Linked DNA regions of Mus musculus: region 1 is linked to region 2. The links are chromatin contacts, found by POLR2A ChIA-PET in ENCODE. All regions are on one chromosome and are shown on one strand. Each heading gives the region's core, a stretch centred on a gene start or an enhancer-like site at or near the end of the contact. The rest is flanking DNA. Distances are from core to core; before and after follow the strand shown. Region 1 holds the start of Gss (glutathione synthetase). Region 2 holds the start of Trp53inp2 (transformation related protein 53 inducible nuclear protein 2).

Evidence for each region. ChIA-PET counts read pairs that join two places held with the same protein, here RNA polymerase II (POLR2A).
Region 1: POLR2A ChIA-PET joins it to region 2 with 14 read pairs in Patski. The contact joins the promoter of Gss here to the promoter of Trp53inp2 in region 2. POLR2A ChIA-PET finds 5 or more read pairs at or near these places in 2 of 5 experiments (Patski and embryonic stem cell).

The regions. Positions count from the first base shown.
Region 1 is chr2:155,590,856-155,596,663 of GRCm38, reverse strand. Gss (glutathione synthetase) reads left to right here and starts at 3,854. Exons shown (of 13, transcript NM_008180.2): 1 at 3,854-3,970. It overlaps Gssos2 (a long non-coding RNA gene), which reads right to left. Exons shown (of 5, transcript XR_001783522.2): 4 at 4,496-4,641; 5 at 2,138-4,212.
Region 2 is chr2:155,380,445-155,386,231 of GRCm38, reverse strand. Trp53inp2 (transformation related protein 53 inducible nuclear protein 2) reads right to left here and starts at 4,376. Exons shown (of 4, transcript NM_178111.3): 1 at 4,215-4,376; 2 at 768-942; 3 at 63-351. The coding sequence starts at 891.

The DNA.
Region 1 (5,808 bases), core at 2,605-5,104, 210 kb before region 2:
GAGGACACCTCTTCACGCCTCCACTCCCCAGACCATAACAGTACCGACTCAGAGTTGTGGGAAGGAGGAGCTAACCCAGCTCCGAGCACTCGTGATCAGCTCGATAAAGAGCAGTTACTAGTAAGGAATACTAGAGTCCACGCTGGAAGTCAGGCTGTGGGATTCACCAAGGCCAGAGAGCTTGCTTTAATCACAGTGCGAGGTTAAGCAGTCAGAACCTGGACGCACATCTTCAATCCCAAAGACTCCCTACAGCTTCCTCTCCATCTGCAGACTCTTCACCAGGTTCTCTGGCGCCTGCTCTATGAATGGCAAAGGCGTGAGGCCAGAAAAGCCCTGGGCAAATTCCCTCATCCTGGATTTTTGATTGGAGATGCAATCGTTGTACAGCCTGGATGGCCTTGTGACCCTCCCACTTCAGCCCCCGCCCCCGGAGGTGCTGCAGTTACAGATGTATCACTGTGGCCAGCTTTTAAAGTCTACATGATAGAGGAAAGTGGGAGCCATGTTAATCCTTTCTGAGGGGATGCTGGAATCAAGCCCTCATTGCATATGCTGAGCCACCGCTCTACCCCGGTGATACACACCAAGCCTCCCTACTGGGCTTGGTGATCTTAGATCCTTTCATTTCCCCACATGGTATACACAAAGCCTTCACCATATATATGAGAGGCAGGGTCTCACGCAGCCTAGGGAAGCCTTGAACTCTTGCTCTTCTTGCCTCTACTTTCCAAGTGGTAGGATTACAGGTGTCTACCTCCATGCCTGGGGCTGCTTATCAGATCTGGGGCTTCAGGCATGCCAGCCAATATTCTACTGATGGAGTTGACCCTCAGCCCTAAAGGAACAAAGCAGTTCACGGAGAAGACATTTCCTCTGAAAGGCTGTACGAGGACTCAAGGGCACCTGTGAGGCGCACTTGAGATACTTTCAAGTTTTCACTAATGCCGGCAGCCACCTTTCCTCCTCCCAGACTACTTCAAGTATCTACCAAATACTGAAGATCAGCCTTCCAGGCACCATTCCAGGCTCTGGGGCAGCAGCTCTCAACCTTCCTATCGCTGCAGACCTTTAGTTCCTCATGCTGAGGTGACCCTCAAATATAAAATTATTCCATTGCTACTTCGTCACTGTAATGTTGCTACTGTTATGGATCATAATGTAAATAGCTGATATGCAGGATATCTGATATTCGACCTCTGTTGGGGTCACAACCCACAGGCTGAGAACCACCGGTCTAGGGTGTGCTAGCCCAGAGCATGCTGTAAAGCCCCTACATTTTGGTTAAACGGTGATTTAAAGTCCTGAAACTAGGATTTCCAGAATGACAGTAACCTGCTTCCCAAAACTCCTGCCCTGCCACCTGGCCTGCTGACCCTCAGTGACAGCCCAGGAGTAGCTCATCCTTCTCCTGACACTCCTATCAGCCTCCCCAGCTGCTCTTATCTTGAGCCAAAGAAGGGGGTGCTATTCACTACCTTTGCTTTCTTCTCCCCTTTCTAGTCTGTAAGTGAGCAGTGGGCCCCTCTGGACTCTTGACCTAGAGGTGTTGATATTTTCTCAGGTTAAACCTGTTTTGTTGTAGAAGTTGCTTCTCCATCTTTTCCTGTCCCATGGACCTGTCAGGGGGAGTGAACAAGGTAGGTGCTGGGAATTCACATTCAGGAGATGAAATGACAAAGAGAAGTAATTCCATGCACTGATGACTGGTATGAAAAAAAAAAACCTTCATGTGACAGACAGGGGTGGTGGTGGTGAACATCTGAGTGACAATGACAGACAGGGGTGGTCATGTGATGGTGACGTCTGAGTGACAGACAAGGAGACAGTTGTGCTAAAATTTAGCAGTAAATCATCCAAGGAGAGGAGCGGGAAGGGGCTACGATTTCCCGGGATGGCAAGTCCTTCATTCCCTCTTATTATCAACCAGGTCACTTTGGACAAGTTAGATCACCTCTCAGGCTCAGCTGCCATATCTACAAAACAGAAATGAAGCCACTTCACCTCCCACAATGTGAGGAGACCCAGCCAAAGGGCCATTAACATCTGGGTCCTCCCCAAATGTCACCCATAATCACCAGATAGACCATTGCTGATCCATCTTAGAAGAAAGGAAGCTGTATAGAGAGTCCTGGGCCTTGGTGCTTTTGTTTTTATTATAATTTCATTTTTGTTTGTTTTGGTTTTGAGATAAGATCTAACTAACTCTGGCTGGCCTGGAACTGGTTATGTAAACCAGGCTGGTCTAGAACTCACTGAGATCCTCCTGCCTCTGCCTTCCAAAGGCTGGAATTAAAGGTACAAGCCAGCACTTACTCCCTGCGTACTGTAATTCATTTAGTACCAGAAATAGCTACCTTTACCTCTGGTTAATACAGTGACTTTTGTCTGTCAGTCGGGGCAGCTGCTTCCTACCTGGTCATTATAGAAGCAATAAGAAAAAGGTATCAGACCACAAACATTATTCTGGCAACAGCCAGATCACCTCCCTGCCAACTCTGTCCCATTCATACGAGACATCTGGAGGGCTGTCCTTCCTAGACTGGAGAGAGGCACCTGCTTTATCTAAAGAGTTGGAAGGATTTTGGTCCCTGGGTTAGGCCACTGATTTACAGTCAGTAGAAATTCTCCTTCATAAATCTCTCTTCAATTTGACATTCCCCCTCCCCTTTTTTCCCTTCACAGCGATGGCTTGGAGCCTCACCAACTTACAGCTAACTCTGGATCATGTCTGTCTGTACCTAATATATAGAATGGCGTCTTGTCTCTGCTAAATCTCCAGCCTCAAGGTTTCTTCCTGAGGCCAGCTCTTAACAGCCTGCCCCACACTCTAGAGCCCACCTTTTATTTACACCAAACCAATTAGGAGTTTGCTATCTTAGGCATAATTCCCTAGGGTTTGATCAGATACATTCATTTCAGGAAAATTTTTATCAGAAAGGAACATCTTTTTTTAAAATCAGGTATATATAGTGGCTATTCCTGATTGTCAACTTGACTATATCTGGAATGAACTACAATCCAGAATTGGAAGGTTCACCTGTGATCCTAATCTGGAGACTGGGAGATACAAGTTTCTGACCTGGATCTTGGCATGGAGATCTTGAGGCCTAGTGACTATGAATTCCAGAAGATTAAGACAGGGAGACCTCTGAGTTTAAGGTCATCTGGGACAAAGCAAGTCCCAGATCCAGGCACACACTTTTAATCTGAGCCACACCTTCTGATGGAGACCTACATAAGGACATTGGAAGAAGGAAGATTAGCTCTTCTTTGCCCTGCTTGCCTTGTGGGACTGAGCTAGATCCTTGGACTGACATTCACAGCTGCTGTTGACCATTGTTGGGGAGTTGGACTACAGACTGTAAGTCATCTACAAATTCCCTCACTATATAGAGACTACCCATAAGTTCTGTGACTAGAGAACCCTGACTAATACAAGATAACTCAGATTTTGAATCAACCTCTCACAGTCTAGGGAAAACAAAGTTAAATTACTGTAGGTTGCCAGAGGATGAGGGGTCTGTATAGAGGGAAGAGGATAATGAACTTGCATATTTACAAACAGCCCCATGGGGGCTGAAGACAGGGGTGGCTAAGAGAACTTTTGCTCTGGGTTCCCAGAGGATGCGACGCTCTCTTCTGCCTTTGAGTGTCCCCATCTCACAGCGTGCCACTAGCTCTAACTCTCTGGGAACTAAGCTAACAGGTAGCATCCCGCCGTTGTAGCCACAACCAAGGCTCTCCCTAGAGTACCGACGTATTCCTTAAAGCCCAGGTCACTGCTCATGTAATGCCCCTTCCCGGCCGCCGTCCAGTTCCATAAACACAGGGCTCCTTCCCCACCCCTCCTCTTTAGCCTTGCGGGGCGGTCTGCGCAGGCGCACTGGGTCGTACCGAAGCCCCGCCCCCCGAGCCCGGGTAACGGCGTGCGGAGTTTGAGCTTGGCGAGCAGCTGGACAACGAGCGAGTAAGTCGGGGCTTCGCGACGGCGGCTGGCGAGGGTCAAGTTTCCTTGGGAGGAGAGCGGTGAGGGAGGGGTCTGAGAGCGATTAGAACGCGGCGAGCGGGCAGATGACGCGGTGGCTGGGAACGCGGCGAGCACCGGGAAACTTGTGTCCAGTGAGGGGCTTGTGCTGGGCGTGCTGAACCTAGATTTCCAGATCGCCGGTTCCCAGCTCGGACACTGTTAGCGAGGCTAGAGCCAGAGTTCTAGGGAAAATAAACAAGCCACCATCAAAAACTGGGAGAGATCAGGAACAAACTTTGTCTAGGGATGGGGAGCGGACGGGGCCCATCACGGGGACAAGACAGGACAAGCGACTGTGTTGTAGCCCGAGGCCCTGAGCCCGCACTCGCCTCGCCCAGGGGATTAAAGTCCAACGGGATTTCTGTGTGGGCGTTTTAAAGTTTTTCGTGATTCATTCACCACTTACTTATTTAACCTTCAATGAAGTATCAAGGCAAATGCTATTTTTATGATAGAGGTACGAACCTGGACAGAGAAATCCGGCGATGGCTTCCAAAACAGAATCAAGAGTTGGGGGTACAGAGGCTGGGGATGTAGCTCAGTGGGAGAACCTTTAAGCCACGAGGAAAGCAGGAAAGCGAGGAAAGCAGGAAAGCGTCATCATCCAAGATCTGAAAGTAAGAGAGAGAGGCTGGTGTGTTTTAGTCACTTAAGATGCCTTTACTACTCTGAAAGTGCCCAGGAAGAGGAGTGGGTTGGCAGTAGAGGCAGACATGAGGGAATTCAAAGCGCTGCATTTAGTCAGCAGAATCCACAGGACTGGAAGAAATGGGCTGTAAGAGAAAAGTGCACGTGAGGCTGGGATGTCAGGGTGAGACTCATTAGAGGAGGACCGCCCCAGGGAGCAGGAGGAGTGTTCTAGATTGAAAACCAGGAAAGAACTTGCTGTGTAAATACAAACTTGAGTGTCACCAGCCAAACAAGTCACAGAACAGTTAAATCTGTAGAAAGGAAAACAAGGGGCCCAGTTAGCATTGTCTAGTTATTACTAGTATAGTGTTTTTGTTCATGAATATGCATGGACACCCAAACACTGGTGTGTGTGTGTGTGTGTGTGTATGTATGTGTGTGTGTGAGATGCAGATGTGCTGTCAGTGTTTGTATGTGAGGGTGCCCTGAGCATCAGGTGTCTTCCCTGATCAGTGCACTTCCTCTCTGCACCTCTGGGATTATAGCCTGCTCACTATCTGCCCAGGATTTATGTGCATAATTGGGGGTCTGAGCTCTTTACCTGCTAGCCCCCTCCTTCGCCCTCTACCTTATTTTTTTTGTTTTTAAAGACAGGGCCTTACTGAACCTGGAGCTCACTCGCATTCACTAACCAGCAAGCTGCAAATGTCCAGCTGTCATGATCTCCCCAGCACTGCAAGTTCAAAGCTAGCCTAGCCTGAGCGCCAGGCCAGCCAGGGCTGTATCTCCAACAGCATTTGAGCTAACAAGTTTCATTACTTCTTTTCCTGGTCAGGATCTTGCTCTGTCACCCAGGCTGGCCTCCAACTCAGCAATCCTCCACTCTCAGCCTCCCAAGCACTGGTCTCACAGGCAGGCATGACCACACCCAGCTGAATAGTTGACTAATTAAGCTCTCTGCTTTGAAGGCTATGGGGCATGATGTTGGCTTCAATCCCACTACTGTGTTCCATCTTTTATGGGTGCCGAGGATAGACTTCTCATGTTTGTGTGGCTAGCACCTTACCCACAGAGCCATTGCTTCAGCTGATACAGAGACTTGCTGTGTAGCCCAGGCTAGCCTCAAACTCATGGTTCTCCTGCCTCCA
Region 2 (5,787 bases), core at 3,127-5,626:
AGGACACGCCCCTGCTAGTCTCCTAGACCCTAGCCTCCAGTCTCCACCCTCAACCCACTCACCCATCGCTGAGGTCCTGATCAGGCAAGGCAGCTTCAGGGTGAGGGGAAGGTGGCCCAGACTCCAGCACTATGGTGCTGCCGGTGACATAAACGGACATGCTGGGATGCTCAATGAGGAGGTCCTCCAGCGGATTGCTCTGGAGGCGGGCAGGCCCAAGGCCGGGCCCCTCTGCAGTAAAACAGGCGGGAGGGGTAACAAACCAGCTCTCATCCATCAAGGAGGGCGCGGGTGGAGGGCGGCCTGCAGGAGCAGGCGAGGCCCCGGGGTCGGGAGGAGCTGTATAGCTGTCTATAGGGTGTGGGAATGGGAAGCCATGCAGAGGAGAGGGAGCAGCAGGGTGGGACACACATACACACACACACATATGCCAGACACATGGGATGGGGAGAGAAAGGGCATCGTTAGTCAGACCTGCACCTCTATCCATCGTGCCCAGAGAGCACCTGAAGGCCAGGATCCTTAGCCCACCGCCCTAGGTGTCCCAGGTGTGTGCCCCAACAAATGGCAGGAGCCAGAGCTTTCAAGAGAAGGGTCTGTGTTACCTCACCTCTGGGCTCACGGCTTCTACTTTAATTTTTCCAGTAGGCCTAGGGGGACTCCAACATCCAAATAGCCCTCTTCCCCTCTATATTGCAACACCTCCTGTCCTCATTATGCTCATAGACTAGGGAATCAAGAGTGCTGGATCCTGACTCAAGCCTCACCCTGTAGGTCGATGATGAGCCAGCCATCCACTTCATCCTCCTCAGAGACAAAGGCCCCCGGACAGTTGGAGTCTTCAGGAGGCGCAGGGGTGTTGAAGAAAAGGCTGGTGAAGCGCTGGAACATGGTCAGCGGGTGAAGCAACCTCAAGGGGGCGCCCTATGGCAGTTTAAAGCCCTGAGAAGCATAGAAAGACATTAGTAGAAGCACGAACTAAAGTCAGCCCTTCAGTTGGTAGCTGGAGACAAGGCTATAGCCCCTAGCTGCCAGAGCAGTAATAGCAGAGAAGCTCTTGGTGTGTGTGCTTTTCTGCATTCAGTGGGTGTTCCTGTATGCACTTAGAAAGGTGCTGGGTCTTTGTTTTCTCATCTGTCAAATGACAATCGTAATAAGACTTAAATGAGGAAACACTTAATGACATGTTTAGAACAGTGCCTGAGCACACAGTAAACATTCAATAAGCTAATAAACTTGGTGTTATGACAGGGTGCTTTGGGGATATGGAAGAAGTGATATATATGACCAAGCTTTGCCAGGGTAAGTCTCTAGAGGAAGATAACAGCCAACCTGGGCTTTGAGGAGTAAATAGGAATTTTCCATTAAGGGAAAAAAATTGTTCTTATTACCATCATCATAATTAATATTCCTGTGTCAGTAACATACAACACTATACTAAGAAACCTGGTCCATTTTTCCTTATATCCTCACAGTGTGTGAAAGGGCAAGCCTGGAATCTTAGGACTTAGGGGCTAGAGGCAAGAGGACAAGAGTTCAAAGACATGAAGACCTCCTGTCTATTATCCTAGCACTTAGAAGGTAGAGGCAGGGGGATCAGAGTCCAAGTCCTGCTTAGGCTACATAGTGAGTTAAAGGCCAGTCTGAACTACATGGGGCCCTACCTAAAAAAAAAAAAAAAAAAAAAAAAAATAGTTCCTGGCTACATAAGATCCTGTCAAAGGGACTGAAAAGGAGTGGGAGGAAGAGAAAAAATTTTTTCTGATAGAGAGATAAATAAAACAAAGCCCAGAGAGCTGGAGAGATGGTTCAGTAGTCAAGAGCACCGACTGTTCTTCCAGAGGTCCTGAGTTCAATTCCCAGCAACCACATGGTGGCTCACAACCAGCTGTGATGGGATCGGATGCTCTCTTCTGGTGTGGCTGAAGACAACAACAGTGTACTCACATACATTTAATTAATTAATTTTTTTAAAAGGCCCAGCGAAATAAGATAACTACCTAAAGTCTCACAGCTAGTGAAAGACACAGGTAGTATTTGAACCTAATAGCATCCGTAATCACTACAGTTCTACAATCTTTTTTTTTTTTTTTTTTTTTTTGGGTTTTTCGAGACAGGGTTTCTCTGTGTAGCCCTGGCTGTCCTGGAACTCACTTTGTAGACCAGGCTGGCCTCGAATTCAGAAATCCGCCTGCCTCTGCCTCCCGAGTGCTGGGATTAAAGGCGAGTGCCACCACGCCCGGCTCAGTTCTACAATCTTACCATGAGATTGGGCAACCCTCAGATGAGGAGGACCTGTGCCTACAGGTCTGCCCCACTACTCTAACTCCCCTTTCCCCTAGACTCTTGTTCAAACTCAGCATCACTAGCCAAGAGAAAGAATCCTGTCCAGTGAGACCACATGTCAGTGATAGACAGTGGAAGAAGGAAGCTGTCAGATCCAGGGATCCCTTGAGGATAAACACAAGCTTTGGACCAAGATCCAAGCCTTCAAACCCAAGCCTCCTTCCCTGGACCAAGACAACAAGTCTCCTGTTTTAGGGATGGTGATATCAAATTGGGAACATGAATCTACCCAATAAAGCTATAGCTTAGTGGTGGTGTGGCAATGCAGAATACATACAATCAGAAAAACCTCAACAGGTAATATCCAAAAATATAATACACAGGAAACAGGGAAATCAGACACAGGCCCTGGTCTCTGGTCCCTGTAGATCTCTGGTCCCTGGCATCAAACTTTTGCATGCATTTCCCAGGGTTCACACTGTGCACCAGTCCCTGCAATGAGCCTTTTCAACTGTTGACATGTCAAGTGAGAAGCTCCCTGGTGGAGATCATACAGAAGTGAGTGACAGCCAGGAGAGATGGTAGCAACCAGCCAGCTATGACTGCCCCCCTCCTTTGACCACTAGGAGAGCCTCCTGGGTTTTCTTTCCTAGCCTGCTGGCTTCCTGGTTCTCAGATTCCTGGCTCTGCTCCAGGAAGAACCATTCCCTTAATACTACAGAGGCTGTGCCTAGAATAGCACTGGAGGCCTAAGCCAACCCTAGCCCAGGCCATTCTTGAGCGACCCTCAACCTGGGAAGGACTCCAGATCTACTTACTTGGAAAGTAAGAGACATCCTTCTGTCACTCTGGAAGCAGCCTCAGGAAACAGCATAAGCTCTGCATCACTAATGCCAGGGAAGGGTCTGGTTCTCCCAGCTGACAGCTCTGATGGGAGGCCCACAGAGGGAACTCCCAACTCCCTCTCAACAACATCTGCCCTGGAGACACCTGGAGGCAGGCAACTAGTGACTCACCTTTCTGTGGTCAAAACAGCTGGGAGACGGCCATTTATTGGGTTTTGAAGTAGAAAGAAGGCAGAGGAGGTCAGGGCCTTGTAAGAGACCCAATTTTCAGAGACCTCCTGGGAAAATGTCCAGGATCATGAAGACTGAAGCATCCCATCAAATTGTGGTTGGTGCTGAACCCAAGATAGGGTCCTCAGTAGATGTATGTAAGCATGTAGCTTATACTTCAGCTAAGGAATCTACCACTTAGTGAGTGTGATTCTAATTGGCTGAGATCTCCAGTAAACTACGTCTCTCTGAGTCTCAGTTTCCTCTTCCGTGAAGTGGGGCTTAAGACCCTCAATATTTGTAGGCTGAAAATGACATCAACTCAGGCTCTGCACACATGTCAGGGATTAGAAGGATGTTATTATGTTAGGGGGCGGAGCCTGAAGACAGAGGGGATCCGCTACCATCTGGTAGTGTCTCCAGGACCTGGAGTCTGAAGCTCCATCTACTTACCGCCCTCTCAACTTAAATCGAGCTTTGCTGTCCTACCCTCTCTCAGGTCACAAGGAAAAAACAAATGAGAGGCCTGACCCCAGTCCCTAGATTAGCCCAGGAAACCGCCGAGTCCCTTCGGATCCCGCTTGTCTTTCAGCGTCTCTTCAACCCTCGGCCGGCTGGGCACGACATAGCGCCCACCGGGTCACCAGAGGACAAGCACCCATGCAAGCCTGGAAGGCGGGGCTGGCCTTGGTGACGTCTCAATGTCATATGCAAATAAAGCAACGTCATGGCCTACCGGCTTGGAGCAACCAATAGGGAGCCAAGAACGCAGCTCCGGCTGCCGCCGGCGGAGACAGACAAAGAACGGGAGAGGGGGGCGCAGGGCGTGTCCTGGGGGTGCCCGGAGCCCCCAGCCCGGAGGTCGGGACTCACCTGGGGCCGCTGCAGCAACCGCTGCGCTGAGGTAGTTGTGCGGCCGGGCGTCCCCGGGTCGCCGGTGCTCACAACTGGAGCCGCATACCGGGGACGGGCCGAGAGACGGCGGGGCTCCCGAACGGACGCCCGGAGCTGCTGCGGCCGCTGCGCCCGGGCTCAGGGCACAAATCCGAACGCTTCAACAGCTGATTGTGACGTCACAAAGGGGCCCGCCCGCTCGCGTCAGCGGCCGTCGGGACGGCAGCCAATCACAGGCGCCGAATGCTCTTTCCCCGCCCCTCCGCGGTTTGCCAGCGGGTGGCTGTAGCCCGGGAGCTGCTCTCGGAGCCTCTGTCTGAGTGGAGGTGACGGCCCGAATTCCCTGCCCCCAGTTACCCACAGACCTCACACTGAAAGCGACCCCCCAATTCTTCCTCAAGAATCCCACCTCGCTGCTTTTTCCGCACACATCCCTGCTCCCTCACTTGCCCCAGAGCTCCGCACATCCCTTCTCCTGCATCTTAGGTGCAGGACACCCACCCCACCCACCCCCGCCGCGCTCCATCTGTAAGTCCCTTTTACCCTCCTTGTCCTTTTACCCCACTTCTCTACACTGCCCTACTTGCCTGCTCTCCCTCCTCTATGTTTTTTGTTTTCCCCGCTCCTTTTTACGGTGGGCTTGAGCGGACCTTGCCCCTTCCGCGGTTACAAAGGAGCACCTGCGAGTGTTAGAGAATTGATGGGGCTGACAGGAAATCTGGCCAGCGTAGGACTTGGAAAGAAATTGCTCTAAGCTGAATAAACATTGACCTGGAGACAGCTCGGCTTAGAACGTTTACATACCTTATTTAGTCCACGTTGCTACCGGAACAGGTCAGGGGGGAAAGAGTGACAGACAGGGCAGGGATTGTTAGTCCTGATTTACATGTGGAGAAACTGAGATTACATGTACCTGCCTTTCATCTCACCACTTGGTAGATAGAAATGGGTTCAAGAGTTTGAAAGGCAGCTTGAGCTACAGGAGACTCCGAGGGAGGGGAGGGAAAGAAGAAGGGGCACCTACGGTTGCTTCTTCCAGACTGCCAGCTGACACTGAACACTTACCATATGCCAAGCACTGTGCTGCCTTTTAATCTTTACAATAAACCCAAAAGGTAGGTAGCATCCTCCTTTTACAGTTAAAGAAACAGACCAGGAGAATCTAAGCAACTTTCCGAGGTAATTAAGGAATAGTCCTTGGCAGAGCCAGGAGTTTAACTCACAGGTACTAGCCTTGACTCTGATCACACCCTACACCAGAGGGACTGAACTCCAGGGTTCTAAAGGGAAACCTGGCTTCCAGTCCTGTGTCTCAACCTGTGTGATTTCAAGTTAAATCCTTACTATTCTGGGCCTTAGTTTATCTGTCACGCTGCCATGGATATTCACATTTAGAACTGACAGGGTTTTCCAGACCCGTCATCCTCCAAGACTCTGCCAGGTTTGTGCTCCAGGCCCCAGCTCTTGCAATGGCCTGTGAAATACTTAGGGGATTTCCATGGCTAGAGCGTCTGGGTCTCTGGAACAGAGTTGGGAGATGAGGTTCGGAGGG